3 separate regions of the Mus musculus genome follow, and regions 1 and 3 are each linked to region 2. A link is a loop called in an ENCODE intact Hi-C map of the cell type or tissue named here. Cell type or tissue: heart. All regions are shown on one strand.

Region 1 (5,000 bases), 190 kb after region 2:
CAGAATTACATTGTCTTAAAATGTCCTTTTCTAACATTATTCAAAAACACTTCAATTTTATCCTCTGGTAGATTTTTTTTTTCCAACAAGCAGTCACATTCGTTGCCCAAATATCACAAGAATAGTCTCTAATATTATTTCCTTCTGAAACCTCTTGAGCTAAGCCTCCATAGTCTACATTGCTCTCAGCATGATCATCTTCAATACTACTGTGATGGCTCATTAAGTCCCACTTAGCGTTCAACCATTTTTCTAGTCCAAAGTCCAAAGTCTTCCACATTCCTTCAAATAAAAGCATAGTCAGGCCTGTCATAGTAATACCCCACTCCTGGTACCAACTTCTGCCTTAGTTACTGTTCCATTGATTTGAAGAGACATCACGACCAAGGCAGCTTATAGTATAGAGTGGTTGGTTAACTGGGATCTTGCTTACGGTTTCGGTTTCAGAGGGTTAGTCTATTATCATCACAGTGGGAAGCATGCAATCATGGTACTTGAGCAGCAGTTAAGAGCTTATGTCTTGATTTATATAGACAGCGAGAGCAAGAGCGAGAGAGAGAGAGAGAGAGAGAGAGAGAGAGAGAGAGAGAGTCGGGGGAGGGGGAGACAGAGAGACAGAGACAGACAGAGAGAGAAAGAGACAGAGACAGAAAGCATGGGCTTTTGAAACCTCAAAGCCCACACCCGTGACATGCCTCCTCCAGCCAAGCCATGTCTCCTAATCCTCCCCAAAAAGTTCTATTAACTGGGGACCAAGCATTCAAACATCTGAGCCTATAGAGGCCATTCTCATTTAAACCACCACATAGAATATCCACACTAAGAGTAACTAGACATTTCTTACCATTCCTATGGAGCCTATTATTATAGGATTCCTGTTCCTATAAGAACCAAAGTGGCAACAGCCAAGAATGTCTTATTACCTAAAAGAAAAGTTCTCAACTAGGTTCATTTGCTTTTTCAGGGGATCCTCAACAATGTCTGCAAATGTTTTTGACAGCTGGAGGGTGTCATTCCCATCTATGGAGTAGAAGACAGGGATGCTACTACACTCCCTACAGTGTGCACAAAGGCTTGACAGCCAAGAAGTATGCAGTCTAAAATGTCAGTGTGCTCAGACTGAGAAAACTTAGCAACCGTAAATGAAATTAAAAAGAAAAATGTTTGAAACATCATAAGGCTATTAGAACCTACTTATGGTTTGATGTCACTCATTTGTTTGCTAGAGCAACCCACCCTACTCCTGGTAACAATTTCTGTTTTAGTTAGGGTGACTAATGGTCATGAAACACCATGGCCAAGCAACTTGAGGAGCAACAGGTTTATTTTGTCTACACTTCCTCATCACTCTTGATCACCCAAGGAAGCCAGGGCAAGAACTCAATCAGGGTACGACTCTGCAGCAGGATCTGACTCAGAGGCCCTGGAGAATTGCTATTTACTGGCTTTCTCTTTGCTTGTTCAACTGGAATTTTTAGAGAATACAGGACCACCAGTCCAGAGGTGCCCCCGCCCACAATAGATTGTGTCCTCCTGCATCAATCATTAATTGAGAAAATGACCAACAGGCTTAGCTACAGCCAGATCTTATGGAAGAATTTCCTCAATTGAGGTTCCCTCCTCTCAGATGACTCTAGCTGTGTCAAAGTTAGCAGGCACAACTGATTCCTTATCAACTTGACACATAAACATATCAATAGCTTAGTAAGCATAACACTTCCTTTCTTGTTATCTCCAAGATATTACAATATAAAACATATCGAAAACTCTAAAAGTCCCAAAGTCTTTATAAATTCAAACACTTTAAAAATTCAGTCGCGGGGCTGGAGAGCTGGCTCAGTGGTTAAGAGCACTGACTGCCTTTCCAAAGGTCCTGTGTTCAATTCCCAGCAACCACATGGTGGCTCACAACCATCTGTAATGGGATCTGATGCCTTCTTTTGCTGTGTCTGAAGACAGGTACAGTGTACTAATATACATTAAATAAATAAATAAATAATCCTTTAAAAAATGTCTAGTCTCTTTAAAAATTCAAGTCTCTTGTAAAAGATCAATACTCTCAACTGTGAGCTCCTATAAAATAAAAAATAAATACTTTCTTATTTGAAAAGAAAGAACCAGAGCACAGTCACAAGCAAGGCAAAGCCAGGCCAAGTTCTAACCCTGTAAATAACTCTGTGTCCAGTGTCCTACTCTTCTGAGATACCCAAAGGGCTTGCCACAGTTCCCCCCCCCCCTTTTTTTTTTTTTTGTTTTTGTTTTTTTTGTTTTTTTTGAGACAGGGTTTCTCTCTGTAGCTCCAGCTGTCCTGGAACTCACTTTGTAGACCAGGCTGGCCTCGAACTCAGAAATTCACCTGCCTCTGCCTCCCAAGTGCTGGGATTAAAGGCGTGTGCCACCATGCCTGGCTCCCCTTTTTATAGTAGAAAAATATTCCTACATCTTTCTTTTAAATTTACTTTTTGAGAATTTTATATGGTATATTTTTATATTCTTTCCTGTTCCTCACCTCCTCTCAGATCCCTCTGCCTCCCCCCACCTCCTCATATCTACCTACCCAACTTAAAGGTATTTCTAGCGCTTAAAAAAACCAGCAAGATTTTGCTGAAAGGACCCTGATATAGCAGTCTCGTGTGAGGCTAGGCCAGTGCCTGGCAAGCACAGAAGTGGATGCTCACAGTCAGCTATTGGACAGAACACAGGACCCCCAATGGAGGAGCTAGAGAAAGTACCCAAGGAGCTGAAGGGGTCTGCAACCCTATAGGTGGAACAACATTATGAACTAAACAGTACCTGCAGAGCTCGTGTCTCTAGCTGCATATGTAGTAGAAGATAGCCTAGTTGGCCATCATTGGGAAAAGAGGCCCCTTGGTCTAGCAAACTTTATATGCCCCAGTACAGGGGAACACCAGGGCCAGGAAGTGGGAGTGGGTGGGTAGAGGAGCAGGGTGGGGGAAGGGTATAGGGGACTTTCGGGATAGCATTTGAAATGTAAATGAAGAAAATACCTAATAAAAAATTGGAAAAAGAAAACAAAAAACAAAAACAGCTCTCTAGTCCAAGGACTCCACCTAGTGGTTCATTCTGGAAGTAAGGAAAGTTGGAATCATGTTGATAGTTTGGGATATTTGTGTGGGGGAGGAGGGGATTCGTTAGTTTTGTTTTGTGTAATTTTTAAACAATCACAAGACAAAATTATAGAAAAGTTATATGACATAAAAATATTTTCCTGAACAATGTGAGAGTAATTTTCTGAAATAATGTCCACTATAATAGTGTCTCAAACACTTTAGAAGGCATTTCTTTTTTTTTCTATTAATTATTTATTCACTTTATATCCTGATCACAGTCCCCCCTTCATAAAGCCCCTCCTCCCATTCCCCCTTCCTCTCTGAGAAGGGGAGCCCCCATCCTCACCCCCCCCCCCCAGGTATCAACAGCCCCGCCTAGCACATCAAGTCACCACAGGACTAGGCACGTCCTCTCCCACTAAGGCCAGACCAGTTAGGGGAACAGGAACCACCAGCAGCAACAGAGTCAAGGACAACCCCTGCTCAGTTGTTGGAAGAGCCACACGAAGACCAAGCTGCACACCTGCTACATAATGTACGGAAGGCCTAGGTCCAGGCCATGTCTGCTCTTTGTTCAGTCTTTGGGAGACCCAAGGGTCCAGGTTAGTTGACTCTATTGGACTTCTATGGAATCTCTATCTCTAGATCCCTCAGTCCTTCCAGAAGACTCCTTGAGCTCTGTCTAATGTTTAGTCAGCTTCTGAGTGGAGCCTCTCAGAGGACAGTTATGCTAGGCTCCTGACTGCAAGTATTGTTGATAGTGTCCTGGATTGGTTCTGGCCCAGGGGATGAGTCTCAAGTTGGGTCAGTTATTGGTTGGCTATTCCCTCAGTCTCTACTCCATCTTGGTCCCTGAATTTCTTGTAGGCAGGACAAATTTTGGGTGGAAGATTTTGTGGGTGGCTTGGTGTCCTTATCCCTCCACTGGAAGGACACAGGAGGCAGCCACTTCAGGTTCCATATCCCTCACCACTAACTAGGATTCTCAGCTAGAGTCACTCTCATAGACTCCCTAGAGCCTCCCCTGTCCCACATCTCTGGCACATCCTAGAAATGCCCTACCCCACCCCACTCAACCCTGATTTTCCTTCACTCTCCCAGCCCTCTCCCTGGCTCTCCCTACACCTGATTCCCATACCCACCTACCCACCCCCATCCCCCTCCTTATCTCCAAAGAATGTTTTTAGATATAAGATGTAGCTAAGATTTATATTTAAAAACTATAAAGAACAAGAATAACCAAAGATATGAGAAAAAGTGAAGCTTGAGTGTTCTTTTATAAAGCATGTATTATTATTAAGACAGTATGATATTATGCCAGTAAACCCATAGAACAGAATGTCTAGTCCAAAAGCTGAGCTTCATGAGTTTGGACACTTGATTTTGACAAGAGTGGCTTTGAAGAGCTAAATAGAAAGAATGGTCTTCGAATATGGTGGTAACTTAATTTTCAGATGGTGCCTCAGTTAGGGTTTTATTGCTGCGACCACAGCAATTCTTATAAAGGACAACATTTAATTGGGGCTGGCTTATAGTTCCACGGGATTAGTTCATTATCACCATGGCAGAAACATGGCAGCATGCAGGCAACATGGTGCTGGAGAAGGAGCTGAGAGTTCTACATCTTGATTTACAGGCAACAGGAGAGTGTGCCATAGTGGGCATAGCTTGAGCACAGGAGATCATAAAGCCTGGCCCTACAGTGACACATGTCCTCCAACAAGGCTACAAGGAAGTGCCAGGGGCAGGCTTGTTAGAGAGAATAACCTGGAAACTGGTCTTGTTTGGGAGTAACCTAGGAGTAATGCTAGATGCTGACTTGTTAGTTAACTCGAGTTCAACCTTAGGTCAGGCTCTCTAAGATGGAGTCTAAACCCAGGATCTGGTCTCTCGATATCAGTGTTGGGTGAGTGGTGTGGTGGTTTGAAG
Region 2 (5,000 bases):
ACAGCAGAGCCTCAATCATGAGCTGTCTTCCTGGTTCCAAAGGATGAGAATGCAAACTGAGCTTTGATACAGATGGTTCACTTCCTTGCCCTGAGCCTCCTCACACAGGGAAGCACAGCAATGCCAACCTCCATGCCCTGCGCCCTCCACAGGGACAACAGTGTCACTGCCACTTACAGCAGAGGAAACCGAAGCAACTTGTCTGAGATCACACACAAATGGATGCTCCAACCTGTGGGCCAAGTGCTCAGTCTTCTCTAGTCCCCTGAAGGCTCTGCCCGTGCGACACAGAGCTAGCATTCTGTCCTGTAGAGCCTACATACTCACAAAGGTACAACTCTGCAGTCAAGTTTCTATCACTTAAATGAAGATAATTGTGAGTCCCAAGAGCCTGTGCAGTAGACACCCACATGCATGTAGAACATAATTCAATATATATGATATATAAATCATCACCGAGTTCAAGTTTTTATAATTTCTTTTACAGAGGTGAAAAATTTTTCAAGAAATACATATTTAGAGTACATAACATTAAGGGTATGCTATTGTCATGATAGGAGATATGACAATGGACAGGCACATGTCCTGTTTTTGAGGACCACATGAGACAAGCACATGAATAACTGCAACAGAAGCCTTGAATTAGGGGCACACTGTAGCCCAACTAGGCAGCCCTGCTCTTGCTGTACAGGGACCAGGGGTAGGCATAAGAATACAATTCCATTAACACATCTTAACACTCCTTAACATCTTTTCTTCTGTTTGGGAAGATGTCATTAAAATCATCTCTGGATGATATTTTCTAACTTCTGAGACAAGGCCACCTCCAATCACCTTTCCAGTCCCTGTCCTGTCCCTGCCCAGCCTGGCCGACGTCAATCTAGAGAAGAAGCACCCCCCCACACGCCCCGCCCCACCCCCCACCCCCCATACACACACTCACTCCCAGCCTGGGAGCTGTGTGCACCTCAGGGCCATCTGGACATCTGGAGAGTGGGGATGAGTGAGTAATGAAATCCCCTCTCTGCAGGAAGACGAGGCAAGTTTTATTACAGATCCTATCTCAACTCAGAGGGCTGGGACTTTTGTGATTGAGTTAATCCTGTCACCGTGTAAATCAATTGGAAACTCACAGGCAGCAATTTGATTTAGGATGTTCATTTTGGCAAGCTGGTCTTCCTACAGCCGTTCTGTGGCCCAGGTACGTCTACAACAAGCAGGAGGTTTAGTCCCAGTGGATCAGCCTTGTTAACAAAATATACCCTGACCCCCTCCAAATACAAAATTCAGATGTGTTTTAGCCTCCTCTAAATAGTTCAGTAGACTGATTCCCTTCATCTACCAAATTATTACAGAAAACCCACATATCGGCCTGTCTGGATAACTGCTGTAACAGGGGTACCCTCTTGGGAATACGAAGTGCTCCACATCATCTAGAGTATGTGCACCGCAGGGTCTTCACGCAGGTCATGCTCTTGAAGCATAGCACAGGATCTGGGATGAGTCAAAGACAGGTTGGCCCACGAAGGCCAGAAAGGGGACTCAGATTGTCCATGTGGACTGCTGGAAAGGAACAGAACAGACTGAATCCCCTGCCTCCACTCTCCTCTGTCCATCAGCTTCTCTGCTTGACTGAACAGAGGCAGGCTGAAGGGTCTGGATGCTGTCTTTGCCCAACATAAGTGTAGTGTTCTCTAGGGCTGGCCACTTTGTATGATGACCTTAGATCTTTCTGTCAGGCAGGGGGAACCAGGCCTTGTCCCAGGGCGTCAACTTCTGCAACAAAGAGGGGATCTTGAGTTACTGCCCAGAGAGCTGACTCCCCTTGGCCAGGGACAACAGAGGCACACAAAAGGTATTTGTGGTAGGAGCTCTGTTGGCATGAATTTGGCATGTCCTGGTTGGGCCCCCCACCAACTGTCCTCTCCTTCTACCTTCATTAAGGTGACTCATGCTTATAGAAAGGATGGATCATCTGAGGTAAAAAAAAAAAAAAACCCAAGGACTCCTGAGAGGGATGTTGGAAAAGACTTCAGTTGGCCCTCTGTCTCTCTCTCTGTCTCTCTCTCTCTGTCTCTCTGTCTCTCTGTCTCTCTCTCTCTCTCCTGTATCCCCTAGCATGTCTGTCTGTCTGATCTGCCTGGCTATAGACTCAGGCAAGTGAATTCCATACAGTACCAGTCTGGGAGCCAGGTGCTCTTGGAACCTGAGCGTTGGTGAGGTAGCTTCTTTTGTGACTCAAGGCCTTCTCTGCCTTGTTTTGCTGTCTTCGGTTTCCTGGTCCCCCTCTTGTATTAATCAGGCTGAAGGTTTGCTTTCTGTATGAGGCCAGTTGGGACCAATGGGCCGTCCGAGGCTTGCAGCCATCCCAGCCTCTCATTGCATCTTCACAGTATGAACGAGTCCCCGGTTTCTCCAGGCTGTTCCTGGAGGGAGGGGTGAGGATGAGTCAACTTACATTCACACTGACTGGTCCTAGCTCAGTGGGTACTTTTAAGAGTGTACACCATCTACTGAATACCAAGCACGTGGCAGGCCCTGGGCTCATCAAAACAAACATTACTGTCAGCTGATTGCAAAGGAAGAGCTGACATCCTCAAAACAGCCCGATGGATGGATAGATGCTATTGTTATCCGCATCTTACAAGCCCAGCAAGAACAGAAAGGGGCCCAACATCATACAGATGCTAAGTGGTCAGCTAAGGAGTTCACCTGTACAACCTTCCTAGCAAAGCCTCAGCCCTGTATGGACGCTGTGTCCTCAATACTCTCATAGACTCCAGCTAAGTTTGCCACATGCCCTTTGCCCATGCAATGTGGTCTTGAGGTTGGGCCAGATCCTGGGACACCCCAGTGTTTTCCTGGCATCGTTTTCCCCTGAAGATCCTGCACATTTGCATGTTCACTGCCACAGCTAAGTTGAGCAAGGCTGCCTAGCCTTGGGGACCCCAGCAGGTGAGTTCAGCCTCCAGGGGCGCAACCGGTAGGAAGGTGCCGCTCTAAGTCAACTCCTCCGGGATATGGGGAACTCACGTGGGATGCCCAGAGCCCTCCCGGCTTCTAGCAGAACGCGCGGAGCCCAGGCTGCCACTCCGGGCAGCGCCGTGTTCCGAGAGACCCGAAGTCTCGAGCCTCCCCTGCGCCGGCCCCCGGCTGCTGGCGGGCCGGGAGACTGCCGCACGAGCGCGGGCCCAGGGGCGCCACCGGGCCGCGCGGGCGGGAACGCGCCGCGGCGGCCTCCTCCTCCCCGGCTCCCGCCCGCGGCGGCGGCGCTTCCCCGGCGCGGAGCGGCTTTAAAAGGCGGCTCCCCACCCCCCGGCGCACTCGCCGCTCGGGCGCCGCGCGAGCCTGCCGCTGCCATGCCTCCGCGCGCGCCGCCAGCGCCCGGGCCCCGGCCGCCGCCCCGGGCCGCCGATGTCGCGCGGGGCGCAGGGGCCGCCGGCCGGCACGGACTCCCGCCGCTCGCGCTGCGCCCCTGGCGTTGGCTGCTTCTGCTCGCGCTGCCCGCCGCCTGCTCCGCGCTGCCGCCGCCGCGCCCCGTCTACACCAACCACTGGGCAGTGCAAGTGCTGGGCGGCCCCGGCGCGGCGGACCGCGTGGCTGCGGCGCACGGCTACCTCAACTTGGGCCAGGTGAGTACGGCCGGCCCCGCGCGCCCCAAACTTTCCCGGCCGCCGGCGGCCACGCGCGAGGGGGCGCCTTGCCAAGCCCGCGGCCAGCGGCGCCGCGTGGGAAGGCGACCCGTATCGCTGGGGACGGCGGGGGCTTCTTGCGGGGACTCTCTGGGAGAGCCGTGGGACACTCGGCGGGAAGGACGTGGTAGGCTGCGTGGACGGTCACGCGGGAGGGCCCGAGGCCGTGGGTCCCCAGGCGATGTCGCCGAGCATTCGCACTCGGAAGTGTGTGGCCTCGGAAGCCCAGGTCGGGCGCCTACACCTGCCCAGCCGCGTTCGAGTGGGCGCCTAAGGGGTCGCTGCGCTCTGCCCACCCGCGCCATCATCATCGTGTACCTATTTCCCTGTGGCCTTCGAGCCTTAGCTCCGTCTCGGGCCACTCTGCCCTCGACGGGTCGCCCGGAGCTCTGGGCTCCCGTTCGTGCGCCAAGGCAGTCAGGCGCTGGTTGGGCGATGTGAGCATGACCCGGGCAACTCAGGGACTGGCTTTCCCTCTGTGTGGTGCGCTGGTGCCTGTGTCCAGAAGTCAGGTTTGGGTCAGGGTGCAAGCAGGACCCAGAAGCTGCAGGTTGGTTGTAGGCTGAACTCTGCACTTGAAACCTCTCTAGGCAAAGACATGGATTGCTTTGCTTTGGGCTCTGGATGCAGCTGGAAAGGCAGCTGTCTGCCCACTAGCTGCATGACCTTGGACATGTCATTTCTTGACTTGCTCATCCGTAAGGGTGGCGACTTTGTACTGCCTGAGGTTGTTGAGATGAGCCGGGAGTGTTCAGAAGCAAGGCACTACTCATGGGATGCCCATTCTCTCACCCCTGGTGGTATAAGCTGGCTGTCATTTATACCAAGAGAAGCCGAGATAGGGCACTAGGTCCGCGCAGCTCCCAAGGACTGCCAATGCAGGGTGCCTTTCCATATTGCAGCCCCGCAGAGGGGCAATGGGGGCAGGTTGATTCCGGTTTATGGTCCGTGGAGGGACCTCAGCAGGTTCAAAATGTGCAGTCCCACCAGGAGAGCTCTCAGCACCTTAACAGATCCATAAACTACACACTCTGGAGAATCAAGTGAAATGAAGGGAGGGTGGCCTTGTAACTCAAACTGCAGTAGCAGACAGTGTTAAATAGCAGACAGATTTAGTTTCATCATTATCTGTGACAGAAGCCAGTAAACGTGTGCTTCTGCACTTGACGTGAATCGGAAGGCCTCCTGGAAGGGGAAATTCTGCTCTGTGAAGTTCCAGGTCAGAGTTTCTCCAAAAGGAAAGAATCCGCTTTTGTGTCTTCAAACATCCAAAGAGCTAAGATTTTGCCTTTTGGTGGCCCTGGCTTC
Region 3 (5,000 bases), 170 kb after region 2:
CCAGCTCAAAAGATTTGGATTAAAGGTCTATTTTATTGCCTCAAAAGACCAAGATAAAACACAGGTTGGAAGTGTTAGGAACATTTAAAATGATTTAATCTAGAAAAGATCCCTCACAGGTGTACCCAGCCACGTGGGTTTTAGTTCATTCCAGGTGTAATCAAGTTGACAACCAAGAGTAGCCATCACATCAGGTCATCAGGAGGGTGGGAAATGATGTAATGACAAAGAGCCTAATGTCGGGATTGAAGCTAGGCAGCATCTGATTCTCTTATGAGTAACAGGGGCTGCTGCACAGGCTTAGCAGTCTGTAAATATGTCCCGAGCTTTGGGGGTAATGATGGTTTCGGTGCCTTCCAGGAAAGCTGAAAGAATGGAGCCTCATTTTATATGGCACCGCAGAGCACCCATATCGCACCTTCAGCTCCCATCAGTCTCGCTCACGGATGCTGGAGCTCTCCGTCCCGGAGCAGGAGCCTCCCAAGGCTGCTGGACAACCACCCCAGGCAGAGACTCCAGAAGACGAGGAAGAGTACACAGGTAATAAGCCTGAATGGGAGGAGATGGGTAGCCTGCCAACTTCACTTTCCACTGTAGTTCTTAAAGATGGGGCCCTTCTAGGCAAAAGGTGGGGTTTTGTTTGTAAGTCTTACCTTGCCTGGAAGTTGTAATAATAACAGTAATTTGCACTCACACAGCTCCTTCCATCCAAGGCTCTCCTAATACTTTACAGACCAGTAAGTATACTTCAAACCAGTAAGTACTCTCTGACCTTTCAGGCTGGGCCACTGGGCTCCTTGAATATGCCCAACCAGAGCTGGGGCTTGCCCTGGGTTAATTAGCTTAGCTCCTGGGTGGCCCTCTTTTCTTCAAAGTCCCTCATCACAAGACTCAATATCTGGACTCTCTCAAGTCCATCCATTTTGAGCAACCGGAAATGAGAAGGAAGCTTGGGTTCCGTGAGCTTGTTTTCAAAAAGGAGCTGGTTGCACAGGCTTCTACAGCTATCCCACTGGCATGGTGGCTTCATTCTCTAGACCAATGGCTCATTTGCAAGGTAGCGAGGAGCCATGGGAACCCAAACATGTCTCTAGACAGCTCCAGTCTCTGGGCAGAGCCCAGATGTTACTTGAGCTTGAAGCTCATTTTCCTCTGGGTCATCTCACAGCAATTATATGGCTCTGGTTGTTTCTGGTTGGGCATATTTTCCATAGCTGAATGTCCTAGCTACTTGACAAATGATGGGTGATATCTCAAAATATGGATAACTAGATGGAAACTTCCACCAATACAAATCAAGCGTAAACCCTGGTCGATTCCATTTTAAATTTTTTCTGCCATTCCTTTAAAACGAAACATTGAATTATGTATGGGCTAATCTGCTGTTTTCTCTTGTGATTTATAAGCCATGGCAAGATTCAGTAATTATTAATAAAGAGCTGATTTTTTCCCCCTCAAACCTGCTACTGACTCCAGCCATGCACACTGGGATCTCAACCTATGCTGTTCTATTCTCAGAGTACCTGGTCCCTACCCAGCATGGCCTGGATAAAGGAAGAGGTTTCCATGGGAATAAGATGTGTTTCTGGCTCTTGGGAAAGCTCTCTGAAGTCTAGGGGGAAATTGAAAGGGAGACCCAGTTACAGAGGCAGGCCAGAGTGACAGAGGGTGCCATGGTATGAGTGGCCAAGCAGGAGGAATGAGGAACAGCAAGCCTCTTTAGAGTCCCAAGAAAGGCCAAGGGGCACAGGCTGTGGCTTTCAAAACATGGAAAGCTAGTCATTGATAAACTACATTTGTGGTGATGCCACGGCCCTCATTGGCTTCACCTGGACCTTATGGACCATAGAGTAGCGGCCATATTAAGAAAGATAGAGACAGTCCAATGGAGCAGTGGTCCCAGGAACCAGCAGGAGGAGACAAGAGACAGATAGGAGAGGAGGAGGATCAACACTCCCTAGGACAAGAAATAGAGGAGGTGAAAGAGGACAGGGGAGGGAATGTTTGTAAATGACAAGGCCCCCAAAAAACAGCTAACAAGATTGCCCATCACAGGAGAATGGGGCTTCCATAGAGGGTGCTCAGCACAGAGGGTCTATTTTCTATAGCTATAACAAAATCCCCAAAGCTGAGTGCTTATACAGAAGAAAAGGTTTATTTAACTCACAATTTGGGGGACTAGAAACGCAGCCTACCTGTCCATCTCTGAGGAAATACTTTTGGCTGCTTCACAAGAGGAAAACTATGGATGATGTATAAGGGCCAAGTGGGTGGCAAGGCCATTTGTTAGAACAACCTGCCCTTGCTGGAACTGTAAGTGCCATGAGTTAGCATTAACCCCTTCCAAGGGTGACATCCAAAGTGTTTTAACTACCTTCCACTATGTGCCCCCAGGGTTTTCATCACTGGGACAAACACCTAAGAGAAATAGTTAAAAAGAGGAACAATTTATTTTGGCTCATGGACTCAGAGGCTCCAATCCATGTTTGCTTAGCCCCATAGCTCTGAGTAATGGGGTTAAACATCATGATGGAGATATTTTACCTCCCCAAATCTGCCAACATTTTGAATCAGTCAGTGGCTGAACCTTGACTAGGTCAGAGGCATCACTGGTCCAGTCCTATCTGGAAGCATCCTTACAGATACACACAGAAGTATAGGAAGTTATCTCCTAAGCATCCCGCAAGCCTGTCATTGGACAGTCAAAGCTAGTCATCACAGTAGGGGATTCCATAACCTCAGCACCGTCCCGCTGAGGACCAGGTTCCGACTCATTAACAGTCAAGGCCAACTCCAAACTAGACCAGGACCCTGGCCAGAGCCAGGCAGCGGGACTCTAGTCTCTAGGTAAGGTAAGTGATAGACTAAGATTACACTGGAGTCTGAGATAAAGGGAAATATGAGCAATGACATCAGCAAGTAGCGTGGAGGGCCAGAGAACAAGAGGACTGGGAACCGGAAGGCCTGCCAGAAGTGAGGATAGCAGCCTCAGCAGGCAAGGTGAAGCACAGGGAAGATATGAGGAGGATACTAGGAATGAACAGCTTGCAGTGAGGCCAGCTTACAGTGACAGAGCCATCTGGTGGTGACAGTGGAGGCAGACCCCACAGCCACCACCAGACACATCAGGATACTTGATTGAAGAGCAGACCTTTGGCTGGCTCCACCTGAGAGACCAGGTCCAGCAGATCTGGGGTGCTCTGAAGTCTACACTCATAGCAGGTAAATAAGACACTCCAGGTAGGGTGTACCTAGGCACCTAGTAGACCTGAGCCCAGAAAGGATGAAGGCAGGATATAGGGTGGAGTTCTTACAAGCATGTGAGGGGGAATGAAGGGGAGCCTGGGTTGGGGAAAGAAACCGTCATTGAGCAAGGAAAATGAATGAGCCTCATGGTACATGCATATAACCTCGGAACCTGGGGTGGGGAGTCGTCTGAGGTAAGCTTAAGGCTTACCAGGGCTGCAGAGTGAATTCAAAACCAGCCTGATCAACTTGTAGAATTTCTGTCTCAAAAAAACATATGTGTGGGCAATATTGCTCAGCGGTAAAGCGTTTGTGCAGCCCTAGCTAGAGTCAATCCTAGCCTTGGAAAGAAAGGAGAAACAGAGAGAGAGAGAGAGAGAGAGAGAGAGAGAGAGAGAGAGAGAGAGAAGAAGAAGAAGAAGAAGAAGAAGAAGAAGAAGAAGAAGAAGAAGAAGAAGAAGAAGAAGAAGAAGAAGAAGAAGAAGAAAGAAGGAGGAGGAGGAAGAGGAGGAGAAGAGGAGAGGAGAAGAGAGGAGAGGAGAGGAGAGGAGAGGAGAGGAGAGGAGAGGAGAGGAGAGGAGAGGAGAGGAGAGGAGATGGAGATGGGGATGGGGATGGGGGAGCAGAGAGGATGGTTTCTTTTTTTCAACCCTGGTCTTGCCCCACAAAGGACAGGAAATTGGCTTTTCAAATTAGCCTGTGTTGGTTAACCCCATGGGGTTGTGATCTGCTGTTAGTCAAGCTGTTCAGAACACTCCTTTTGCTGGGTCCTTTGCTCCGTGAGCCGCACAGCACACTGACTCCGGAAGCCAGGGCTCGGAGTCACTTTCAGCTAATTGAGGAGAGATGCAAAGCAGACATAATTACAGATTGTGACAAAAACAGATGCTCACAGAGAGAATGAGTTACAGCTGGACACCAGCATTCTGGGGAGGAGAGGGGTGGCTGGGGTAAGATAGCTGGCTGGCTAGCCAGGTGGATCTGATTCAGCGTGTTTCATGGGTGAGATGAAGTTTGATATTTGGCTTTTAAAACCACCCAGAAAGCCACATGCTGGCTGATTGGTTGGTTTATGAATCTGATAGCTACTCTTGGCTGGACAACGTCATATCCCAGCCTCTCCAGCTGAGGGCTGGCTGCTGCCCATGGCCTTGATGCTCTCTATCTGAATTCTGCTGCCCTGGCTGTCATGTGGACTCAACCATCTCTTCCAGAGATGCCTGATGAAAGTGGGAAGGCCTGAGAGGCAGGGGCAGGCAGAGGTGACAAGTGACATCAGCAGCCTGTTGACCAGTGCTAGGGAAGGCCCAGTCCAGGCCCTGCTGAAGGCCATCTCTGTTTAGGGACTTGCTAGGACATTTGCTGACAGGTGGTGAAGACATCTGCCCCTGCTCCACCCTCCCTCTGTCTGAACTGCCACATTTCAGCCACCGGCAGACACTCACCTCACATTCGCTCCACACAGATACATCCTAGGTACTTGCATTGAACAAGCTAGACTCCATTCTGTTTGACCCCATTCTGTCTGTCTGAGGAAATGGGGCTCATGTTCCTGTCCCCCCCAATGTGCTTAATCTTTCTAAGGTAGAGGTAAGTGTTACTGAACTTAGGGGGCATCATCTGTACTCTAAAAAGCTGAGTTTGACCACCCATCCTTAAGAAGCCAATTAAAACAATCAAATGAGTATTAAAAATCAGGAAAAGAAGATTTATCCACTGTGGCTGCATTAGAAAACGGGGCATGGACATCCTCT

What was found. A loop is a pair of places that touch in the nucleus more often than their neighbours do. Peaks named below come from ENCODE experiments on the same cell type or tissue, not always from the same donor. Only the 100,000 strongest peaks of a DNase experiment are listed, where the experiment ranks them.
Region 1: a loop joins it to region 2, with 2.9 times the contacts of the local background. A loop is called at or near these places in 4 of 42 quality-filtered maps.
Region 3: a loop joins it to region 2, with 2.4 times the contacts of the local background. A loop is called at or near these places in 2 of 42 quality-filtered maps.

What each region holds. Positions count from the first base shown.
Region 1 is chr7:66,052,476-66,057,475 of GRCm38, forward strand. No RefSeq gene overlaps it. Among named protein-coding and RNA genes, the nearest start is that of Snrpa1, 5.4 kb to the right of the region's middle. In heart, a CTCF peak has its summit at 3,089 (motif pointing left); no DNase peak of the experiment used is centred here; H3K27me3 peaks cover 822 bases.
Region 2 is chr7:65,858,812-65,863,811 of GRCm38, forward strand. Pcsk6 (proprotein convertase subtilisin/kexin type 6) reads left to right here and starts at 3,325. Exons shown (of 22, transcript NM_011048.1): 1 at 3,325-3,632. The coding sequence starts at 3,360. Gm20684 (predicted gene 20684) reads right to left here and starts at 3,231. Exons shown (of 3, transcript NR_169041.1): 1 at 3,034-3,231; 2 at 2,179-2,426; 3 at 456-1,563. In heart, CTCF peaks have their summits at 2,966 and 3,562; DNase peaks (open chromatin) are centred at 2,370 and 3,350; H3K4me3 peaks cover 2,298 bases; H3K27ac peaks cover 1,341 bases; H3K27me3 peaks cover 4,300 bases.
Region 3 is chr7:66,024,868-66,029,867 of GRCm38, forward strand. Pcsk6 (proprotein convertase subtilisin/kexin type 6) reads left to right here. Exons shown (of 22, transcript NM_011048.1): 14 at 361-540; 15 at 699-737. Among named protein-coding and RNA genes, the nearest start is that of Snrpa1, 33 kb to the right of the region's middle. In heart, a CTCF peak has its summit at 3,082 (motif pointing left); a DNase peak (open chromatin) is centred at 4,399; H3K27me3 peaks cover 490 bases.